Regions from separate parts of the Mus musculus genome. Here region 1 is linked to region 2. Evidence: chromatin loops called from intact Hi-C (ENCODE). Cell type or tissue: heart. All regions are shown on one strand. Region 1 overlaps Gm46505 (a long non-coding RNA gene). Region 2 overlaps Rspo2 (R-spondin 2).

Region 1 (5,000 bases), 200 kb after region 2:
TTGCTCTCATATCTTGATACTTACTTGGCTTAGGTTAGACCTGAAACAGAGCATTCTACCAGAAATGCCATGTAGGCAAACAGAGGACTTGTTTTAGTTAGGGTTTTACTGCTGTGAACAGACACCATGACCAAGATTCTGAGAAAGGACAACATTTAATCAGGGCTGGCTTACTGGTTCTGAGGTTCAGTCCATTATCATCATGTCAGAAGCATGCCAGCTTCCAGGCAGGCATGGTGTTGGAGGAGCTGAGAACTCTACATCTTATTCCAAATGCTGCTAAGAGACTCCTGTCTTCCAGGCAGCTAGGAGGAAGTTCTCAAAGCCCACCTGCACAGTGACATACTTCCTCCAACAAGGCCAAATCTACTCCAACGAAGCCACACCTCCTAATGGCACTACTCCCTTGAAAAAGCATATTCAAACCACCACAGCAGCGCTCTATCCAGAACGAGTGACTGCAAAGGGGCTCAGCGAAGCGGATAAACAATTTGGATACACAAGGATGAAGGGACTTGAGAGGAAGCCAAGATGAATGATGGAGATGATATGGACTGTGTGTGTGCGCGCGCGTGCAAGCACACACACGCGCGCGAATAATAAATAGGACAGAAGAAAAGTAACAGCTAATGTTAAGAGATTCTGTCAAACAGTAGGATGGACTTGAACTTCTGAAAGGAGGTTGACACGGGATGGAGAGATGGCTCAACAGATAAGAGCACTGGCCTCTCTTTCAGAAGTCGTAGGCTCAATTTTCAGCAGACATCTGTAAGTCCAGTTTCAGGGACTCCAACACTTTGGTCAATGTTGGCACCAGGAATGCAGGCATAAATGCAAATAAAATGCCTACATACATATATGAATAATTTAAGCATTTTTTTTTAAAAAAGGCAATTGACAAAGAAGAAGTTGTCAGGATCTAAGCCTGGCAATGAAATGGGTCTTAGTTGAGTATTTCTAGGCAAGAATTTGAAAAAGTCAAGATAGAAGTAATGTGCACACGTAGAATTGGGAACAAAACACCCATGGAAGGAGTTACAGAGACAAAGTTTGGAGCTGAGACGAAAGGATGGACCATCTAGAGACTGCCATATCCAGGGATCCACCCCATAATCAGCTTCCAAACGCTGACACCATTGCATACACTAGCAAGATTTTATCGAAAGGACCCAGATGTAGCTGTCTCTTGTGAGACTATGCCGGGGCCTACCAAACACAGAAGTGGATGCTCACAGTCAGCTATTGGATGGATCACAGGGCTCCCAATGGAGGAGCTAGAGAAAGTACCCAAGGAGCTAAAGGGATCTGCAACCCTATAGGTGGAACAACATTATGAACTAACCAGTACCCCGGAGCTCTTGACTCTAGCTGCATATGTATCAAAAGATGGCCTAGTCGGCCATCACTGGAAAGAGAGGCCCATTGGACACGCAAACTGTATATGCCCCAGTACAGGGGAACGCCAGGGCCAAAAAAATGGGAATGGGTGGGTAGGAAAGTTTGGGGGGAGGGTATGGGGGACTTTTGGGATAGCATTGGAAATGTAATTGAGGAAAATATGTAATAAAAATATTAAAATTAAATAAATGAGAGAATAAAAAAAAATACAGAATTAAAAAAAAAAAAAGATTAAGTACTCTGGGCCTGCAAGATGGCTCAGCAGGTAAAGGCACATATCAACAAGCCTGATGACGACCTAAGCTCCATTCCCGAGATGGTAGGAAAGGACTCTTGTGAACTGTTCACTAACCACTTGCCTCCCACGCGCCTCTCCACCCCTACAAACACAAAAAAACCAAATGACTAAAATGTAGTAAAAAGATTAAAAGCAGGGTAACTTAATCATTTCTCCATGCAGGCAGCACGGTTTAAACCCTCAGTTGCCTCAAACTCGGCCGACTGCCTCGCTTTAAAGGCCTCTGCTGCCTTTATTTGGCATCATATCTCGCCATCTAGTGGCTAATGTCGGTATAGAACAAAATGTACACCCAGATTTCCCCTCCTTGGTTTTAAACCTGAAGCATTCAACTTTGCGGGGATTCTATTTATTTTTGTTACATTCTGACTTCCACCAAAGAGGATATTTGGTGGCTGAACTTTGTAGTTGAAATTTCAGATCATGACAGGGCTGGGTAAGTTTCAAAGAATAAAACCACACACATTTATAAATTTTCAACCACTAGTTTTCTCAACATTAAAAAAATAATCACTTTCCTTGGCATTTCATTCCACTTGAAGTTTTTATGAATTGAAATCGAGCAGTCATTCTCCCGTCTAGTCATTCTGGTTGGTTTATTTTATTATTGTCTACTAAAAGCAATTTAATTTTCATTGAATTATATCAAAAGGTATAGCCATTTTCCCATACTTTTCCCGGCATGTCCTTTTCATTTGTATTCCTTGTTTGATATTTTCTTATCACTGAAAATCATCTGTGGCTCAGCATGAGGCATGACCACATTCACTATTAAATTAGCGTACAATTTAAATAACTTATGTTTGTTCTACCTAGAATCAGGTCCCTTTAGGAATAGCTGTAAATGAAAACTCCCATTTAGTATTCAGCATATACTGAACTTACTGACTATTCAAACAAATGGGTGAAGAAACCTTTATACTGAATGGCTTAAAGAATAGTCTTAGAAGAACACAGCACATTTTGAAACCTCATTTGAAAAAATGTTGTATGCACAGGAATTTTGTTCCGTTGAATGGCTTAGTCACTTTCTCATTCTTTTCCTGGCACTTGGTGTCCAGGCTTTCTATCCTCTTTAAGTTCCGGTTCCTTTATCTGTCAAACAAAGACAAAAGTTATCTTCACCCTGTGAGGAACTGGTGAGGATTAATACAAACAATGTGCATGTAGCAAGCCATTGTTGGGCCATAACAAGACATAAATAGAAGCTATTACAGCTCTAATGCTGGGACTGGAGAGGTGGCTCAGCAGTCAAGAGCATTGGCTGCTCTTCCAGAGGACCCAGGGGACCCAGGTTCAATTCCCAGCACCTACATGGCAACTCACACAATCATGGCAGGTCACCCCTGTCTAGGGCTTCCGACATACAGGTGTGAGCTACCATAATGTCTATATCCTCATACAGACATACATTCAGGTAAAGCATCAATAAACATTAAAAACAAAAACAAAATGAAGAGAAAATAAAAGATAATGCTGAAAAGTACTGGTTAGAAATCTGGGCTTTGCTCTTAATTTCTTATTCTGCCTGTGGCATGAATCCTTTCTAACTGTGAGACCCTCTCTCAGGGCCAGTCGCTGCATTAAGCTCTGCAGGCTAGAGCATATTAGCAACTGGAGGCCAGTGGTATTTCTAACCAAGAGAAGTGTCTGAAAAGAGGAGTCTATAAAGTTTTGAGCCCTACTCACTCAGTTTGATGCTGTCCTTTCTGGCTATGGGATTACACTACAGCCAGCAAGGTGCAGAAAGGAGAAAGGATTTAACCAACAAATGTGTCCTCAAAACATGTGAGACTGTGCTGGAATTGGGACTCATGTGGGACTATAAACCATCTGCCTTATGAGGAACTCCCCTCTAAACTATACAGAAGATGAGAGAAAAAGCAGAGTTGAAAGGAGTCCCAGAATCAATGTTCCTGGCCATTTCCCCTTTGTAAGATTGGACAAATAGCTTAACTTAGGACTCTTACTGAGCACTAAACATTGTGGATCCCATTTCATTGAATAGTATAGCCTTTGTGGTAAATCACAACACATGTGAAGCTGTATTCCTGATAAGGCCATGTACCCAGAAAGACGTATTGGACTGCCCAGTTCTGAAATGAAGACAGTCCCTCAAGCACAGGCATGGCTGTTTGAATGAGAATGGCCCCATAGGCTCATCTATGTGAATGCTTAGTCACCAGGGAATGGAACTGTTAGGGAAGAATTAGAAGGTGTGGCCCTTTTGGAAGAAGTATGTTACTGAGGATGGCTTTTGAGGTTTCAAAAGTTCATGTCATGTAAATGGTCACTTTTATTTTCTTGAGAGGAAATAGGGTTGAGATGAGAGCCATGCACAAGCTATGTGAATATACGGCTTAGGCTGAGCCCAGGGCACTTCTTTCTCTGTCCTAACTATTCCCAGGCACAGGCTTGGATGCATCTAGCCTCCATACAATCTAACCTTCCAAGGCCACTGACTCAACCAGGCTTCTCTTGTTGCTGATTGAATTGTTCTACTTGTCTCATACTAACTATGGCAATATTTGCTAAACTTCTGGCTCATTCTCATTTTCTGGCTTCTTCTGTCTTCACCTGTGTCTAGCTCATTGTCTCTCCCTGTGCTGTTCTTAAGTAGCCTCTCTTTCTTCTTTCTTGTTCTTGTGAGAGTTGGTCATATCCTATCTTTGACTCATTCTGTCAAATCTTTCTCTGATTCACCACTTTGTCTGCCCCTCAATTAGATGTCACATTCAAACATGGTTGCTTCTTTCTACAAATTAACCCTTGCCTTTGCTGTTGGTGATTAAAAGGTGTGTAGTAAGAGCATGTCTATATTCCAACCAGATCTACTGTAATCCAGAACATGTCTGCATTCCAGATGTATCATATAAGCCTTTATGTGATCCCTTACCAAAGCAGCCATGTTGCTGGGTTAAAATTCCTCTACAATGCCAGGCTCAGTGTCTGTTTCTCTGTCTGCTGCCTGAGGAGCAATATATAAAGCTGTCAGCTACTGCCCTTGTCTGGTTTCTGAGATGTACACCAATGTAACGAAATTCAAAAAGTAACTAGGCAATGGAATTCAAGCCTGTCTGTGTCCCATATTGATAATGGGCTAACTCTCTAAAATTATATGCAAGTCACCAATCAAAAAAAAAATTAAGAGTTAGCCTGGTCATGGTGTCTCTTCATAGCAATAGAACAGTAACTAACACTACAAGCATTCTTCTGTTTTTCCTTGTAAGCTATTCTCAACAAAGCATGACATCTATATATCATAAGTGTTTGTATATAAGGATGAATGAATCAATGATCTATC
Region 2 (5,000 bases):
GCCTTAGATATATCTATGTTTTGTGAGTGTATCTTTTCCATTTCCAAGCATATTTCCTATCTTGGACATCATAGCCTCCTTATCTAACAGCTTTATGCTTTCTATACCTCAGCCCTTTAGAACGCTGCCATGTGCACCATTTGCAGACACAGATCTACTCATATTATTTGCCCACAAACCCCAAACACTCCAGTCATTGTCCTACCCACAAAGGGTAGCATCTCTTTATATGGTAGTCAGTGTTCTCACCTTCTGATTGAAATATGTTCCTAACCTCCTCCCAGCCTACTAAAGCATCACATAGTTAAACTCCATCAGGCTACTTCACTTTCTTTATTAAAATGCTACATTAGCCAGTTAAAATACCATTGCTTTTGATGACCTTCCTGGAAGTACCTGTTCATCTTTTCTAAGGCCCGGTGACATTATACCTATTTAATTTCATAGCGTTACATGATAATTCTCAATGGACAATACCTATGGTACTGCCATCTTGACAATCCTTGTTCCCCAAAGAGTCTTTCCTACACAACAAATAGATATTGAGTAGATTTCATTGTCCCTAGGAAATTTTGGTGACTTAAAATTTACAGTGTTTTATACATACTTCAAATTTTAGTGCTTAACTGCCTATTGTTGCCTCACTGTTTACTCTGGATGTCTATGAACGTTCCCAGTCAGCACATGCATATGGATCCAGGTGCCTACCTGTCATTCAAGTGATAGTTTGATTGTTTCTTAAGTGGCTTTTGACTTGGGGACAAGGTAGGGAAACACCTGAGGCAGGCATGCCTATATTTCAAAAACCACCTCTTTAGAGAAAGGGGCAACAATGGACTTGTGCACTCTGGTTACTTTATTCATATGAATGAAGAAATTATTGAGGAGAAAGTAATTGAAAGATATGCACTTTCTTAAAAGGCATTCATACTAATACACTAGATAAATTACTGCAAGAAAATTTAATCTTTATTTTGGTACTTGTGACTTTGATATAATACATTCCTACAATCATAGCTCAGAGAGACACAGGTATGCTCATGTATTTATGAAGTCAAATTCCTTTGTAGATGCAAAGAGGCTACATGGGGTGTGATTATATAGTTCCTCTCAGAATTCTGGTATTTCATTGCTGCATGGGGGTGGGGCTTGCTTCATAAGGATGGAGAGCTGCTTAGTAAGATAATAGGTGAACTGTAAAGTGAATTGTTAAGAACTGAATGGGTATAATGAGACGCTAACACTTCAGACTCAGTCAGCATTTATTGTTATATAAATATTTGCAAAAAATAGAAATAAATTTTAATTTTGATCCAGAAGGTTTGGAGACTGTTATTAGTCTCAAAATGTCTTATACCTCATAATTACACTAATAAAGAACTGGGATTAAATAATTGGAAGTAAAGGTTGGAGAAATTAAGGGACCATAAATATATTATAATAAAAACTTGAAAAATTGGTATGTTTTCACCAATCTGATACATGAATTATAGCAACTTCTTATTTCTAATGCATGAAGAGCCAGAACTTGTGACCATGAACATAAGAATACACTTGGGTTTGCATTTGTCTTACACATAGACTTCTAGTGGCAGGTATTTGGGGATATGCACACATTATAATCAGAATAATCAATAAAGAGTAGAGAAACCTATTAAAATATGTTTACTTCTTTACTCTAAAATGTAGTTGAACAAATTGGAGATAGTTTTTCTTATATTGTCATTTGAGGAAAATATTTATAGTTTACCTGAAGTCACTCTATTTTAATGATATATGGGTAAAAGGAATACTTGCCAAGGAGACTTTTTCTTGCTCAGCACATTTCCATTGAGCAGAGGTGATAAATTTGGGATTCAGGAGAGGGGCAACAGCTTTTGTATGCTTCCTGAAATGAAAAACAACACTGTTTCCTTTGGGGAAGGGAAGGCAATGTAGATCTAGGCCTTTCCCTAAAGTGTCCAGGTAGTACTCGCTTCAATTCTTTCCTTTAATAGTTTAAGAAATGTTGGTTAATTGAATAGTGGAGAAACCTTAATGAACACAGTATCTAATAGCTGCTTCAAAGCGATGCAAATTTTGTTTTCTAAAAGCTTTTATTCCTGTGTGGGGTTTCAGTCATTCTCTAGGGCACATCTACCATAAGGCCACAGCAGAAGCCACAGCAAATAATTACTTTGGCATAGTCCTTTTCCTTAATGATAATAGTTCACCTTTCTAGTAGCAAAGACCTCCTTTAGAGAACACACCTCTTTCAAAATACCCCTTTCACCTAGTTACATAAAGACAAGAAATAGTGCCTCACAGAAAAGTCTAGTTCCTATTCCATGGATATGAGATGCCCATGATGCTGTCAAGTTTCCATGGTCTTCAGTTATGCACATATGCTAATTTGTATGTCAGTTGTACCACTGTTGTGTGTCAGCTTCTGGTATACAAAAAGTAAGACTTAAAGAAGGCTATTCCTTCCTGATGAAACAACATTGAAACGATCACAGTTAACACATTTGGATTTAAAAAAATGATAATTGATAATTCTACATAACATCTAGAGAGCTTATACAATATAATAAATGTAAGAGAATTTGCTAAAACCTCAAAGAATCTAATTTCATCCCAGGAACAAGGTACATCTATCTACCTATCCATTCTGTCTACAGCAAGATAGTTATGATATAAAATTCTGTTATAATTTTCAGGCAGCAATTTGGATCACCAGGTTGTAACAATATGAGCATATGCATCAAACTCTCAGTCTACAGAATGCTGAGAGCCAGGGTTTGTTACTCGTGCATTCTGGGATGGTGTGCTGAGACTAGGTCCCAATTTCTGCATCAACCCACTAAAAGATTTTTTTTGTACCACAGTGGCTTTTGTCTCCTACCTGTTGCTGAGAAAACACAACTTGTGAATCAAACCACCTCAGCAATTAAGATGTATAGACCAATAGAGGGCACACTCTGCATTCTTTTCCTGCTTGGTTCCTAAGGTTCTGCAGGATCTGTACCTATTTGCTGCCTTGGCAGCTCTGCTCTCTCCACTGATAATGTGATTATCTTGATGCCATTAGCTAGAGGAATGAAAGCAGCGAGTACTTAAAGCTTTAACTCTTCCCAAGCACTTTGGCTTGGGTTCTTCATCTTCTTTCCAGAAACAAACCTTACAGTTTTAATGCCTGTGACATGGATATTAAAGTTGGAATTTGTCCTGGTTTGCAGTTAAACACCAGCTTCTGTACCCTATTAGAGAAATGTTAATTTAAAATTATTATTTAAATGTTTCCCATTAAAGTGCATGCTTAAAAGTGTAAGACATTGATAAAGTTTGGAGTCACTTAAAGGACTCCAAATGCTCAATTCTCTTTAATCTTTATAGATGGATCTATTGCACATGAACAGTTACCCTTCGTATGTTACTGCTTGCAAATGGTCATCTAATCTTAACATGAAAATATAACATTTACCCTTTTCAAAAGGTGTACTTTCCCCATCTTTTGTAATAAAATGTAAGTCATAGTTTAAAATCTATTACTTCATTCTTCTTCTTCTTACATGTATTCTAACACTGCTTTCTTGTACTCAAAGCTGGCCTGTAATGTGCAAGGATTTATGTGATGTCAGTGTTAACTTGCATAGTAGCTACCCCCACCTCCTTTTTGTACAAGACTTTGAAGCCCAACTTGGCTTTGTCCCACTGGGATGTCCAATCTGCTCTCTCCATGAGGATTAATTGAATCATAGTGCAGTATATATCCTGTGATTGAATGACACATCTTATATACACCCCCCCCAGATAGATCCCTTTGAGATAACTATGTTTGTTATTCTCAGCTATTCCATGGGCATTGATGGTTATTGAATGCCCTGCTTTGTCTCAGACATGCTTGCTGAAGGTACAGTTAACTCCGGAGAATTTCAGTCAAGGCTCCCAGTTCTCATACCTAAGGAGGCCCTAAAATGAAGCAGTCTTGTTCTTCGGTGTGTGTGTGTGTGTTAATAGATAAATAATTATTTAATTATTTAATAATTATTAAATATTTAATTATTGAAAAATTAAAGCTAAGTTTTGGCACTTTTTTGTTGATGTTTTAAAGGTACCTTCTCTCTTACATATGCATCCCCTCACTTTGTATGTGCGTGTATGCTTAAAGTCAGGCTTATAGGGTACTGTGAGGGGCTTTTACATGCTAGTTCTGGACTATAATGGGACTATGATAAGTTAGATGAATGGAATGAATGAACTTGCTCAAATTTTCTGTTTCTTCAAGGACCGTGCTATCTACCTAATGATGGAGAGAAGGTAGAATTATTCTTTCTGTAGCTTTTCTTTCACTTGATATCTGTTGCTACCCACCTATTCCAGCATAGCATGGTGGAGAAACTTTGCTGGAGTCAGGAGACCACCTAAATAGGACAAATGAAACAAAACAACAACAAAACCCCACTGATGTCTATAAAGTGGACATTTGACAGTTTCCCAAATCACTCTTAGTGGGTTGGTTGAGGTTAGTGTATTGTGGTTTTGGGAAGGAATGTTTGACCATTCCTAACGGCGAGTCATGCCATAGTCAGTATGACTCTTGATGGAATCCTGCCAATTATGAATGACTGTTTACTTTCCTTTAAGACATGTTATCTGAGAATTCATAGAAAGCTGGAAAACTTGTAGATTGGACTTCAGTGTGATCTACTTGCTCCTTTATATAAAAGAGAATTAATCTTCTGTGGGTACATCTCTACCTGTGTACCAAGCACTCAAATTTGGTTAAATTCAGAGAGAAAAGTTTGAAGCAATTAAGGGGATAGTTCTAGGAAAAAGAAGAGCAGAGTCAAGACGGTCATCTCTAGTTGCATGAGGCTCATCAAGTGGGAAGAGAATTTAAATTCCTCTACTCATGCGTGAATATAACATTAAAGTTACATTAGGCATAAGGAGGAAGAGGAATGTTTATATTTAGAAAACTATCCATTAAACAAAATAGAAAACTTCCCATTAATTAT

What was found. Peaks named below come from ENCODE experiments on the same cell type or tissue, not always from the same donor. Only the 100,000 strongest peaks of a DNase experiment are listed, where the experiment ranks them.
Region 1: it touches region 2 in a loop (15-fold over the local background); 11 of 42 quality-filtered maps call a loop at or near these places.

Annotation. Positions count from the first base shown.
Region 1 is chr15:42,959,845-42,964,844 of GRCm38, reverse strand. All of the region lies in intron 1 of Gm46505 (a long non-coding RNA gene), which reads left to right. Among named protein-coding and RNA genes, the nearest start is that of Gm41315, 20 kb to the right of the region's middle. In heart, a CTCF peak has its summit at 1,962 (motif pointing left); no DNase peak of the experiment used is centred here.
Region 2 is chr15:43,158,014-43,163,013 of GRCm38, reverse strand. All of the region lies in intron 2 of Rspo2 (R-spondin 2), which reads left to right. Among named protein-coding and RNA genes, the nearest start is that of Rspo2, 10 kb to the left of the region's middle. In heart, a CTCF peak has its summit at 2,951 (motif pointing right); no DNase peak of the experiment used is centred here.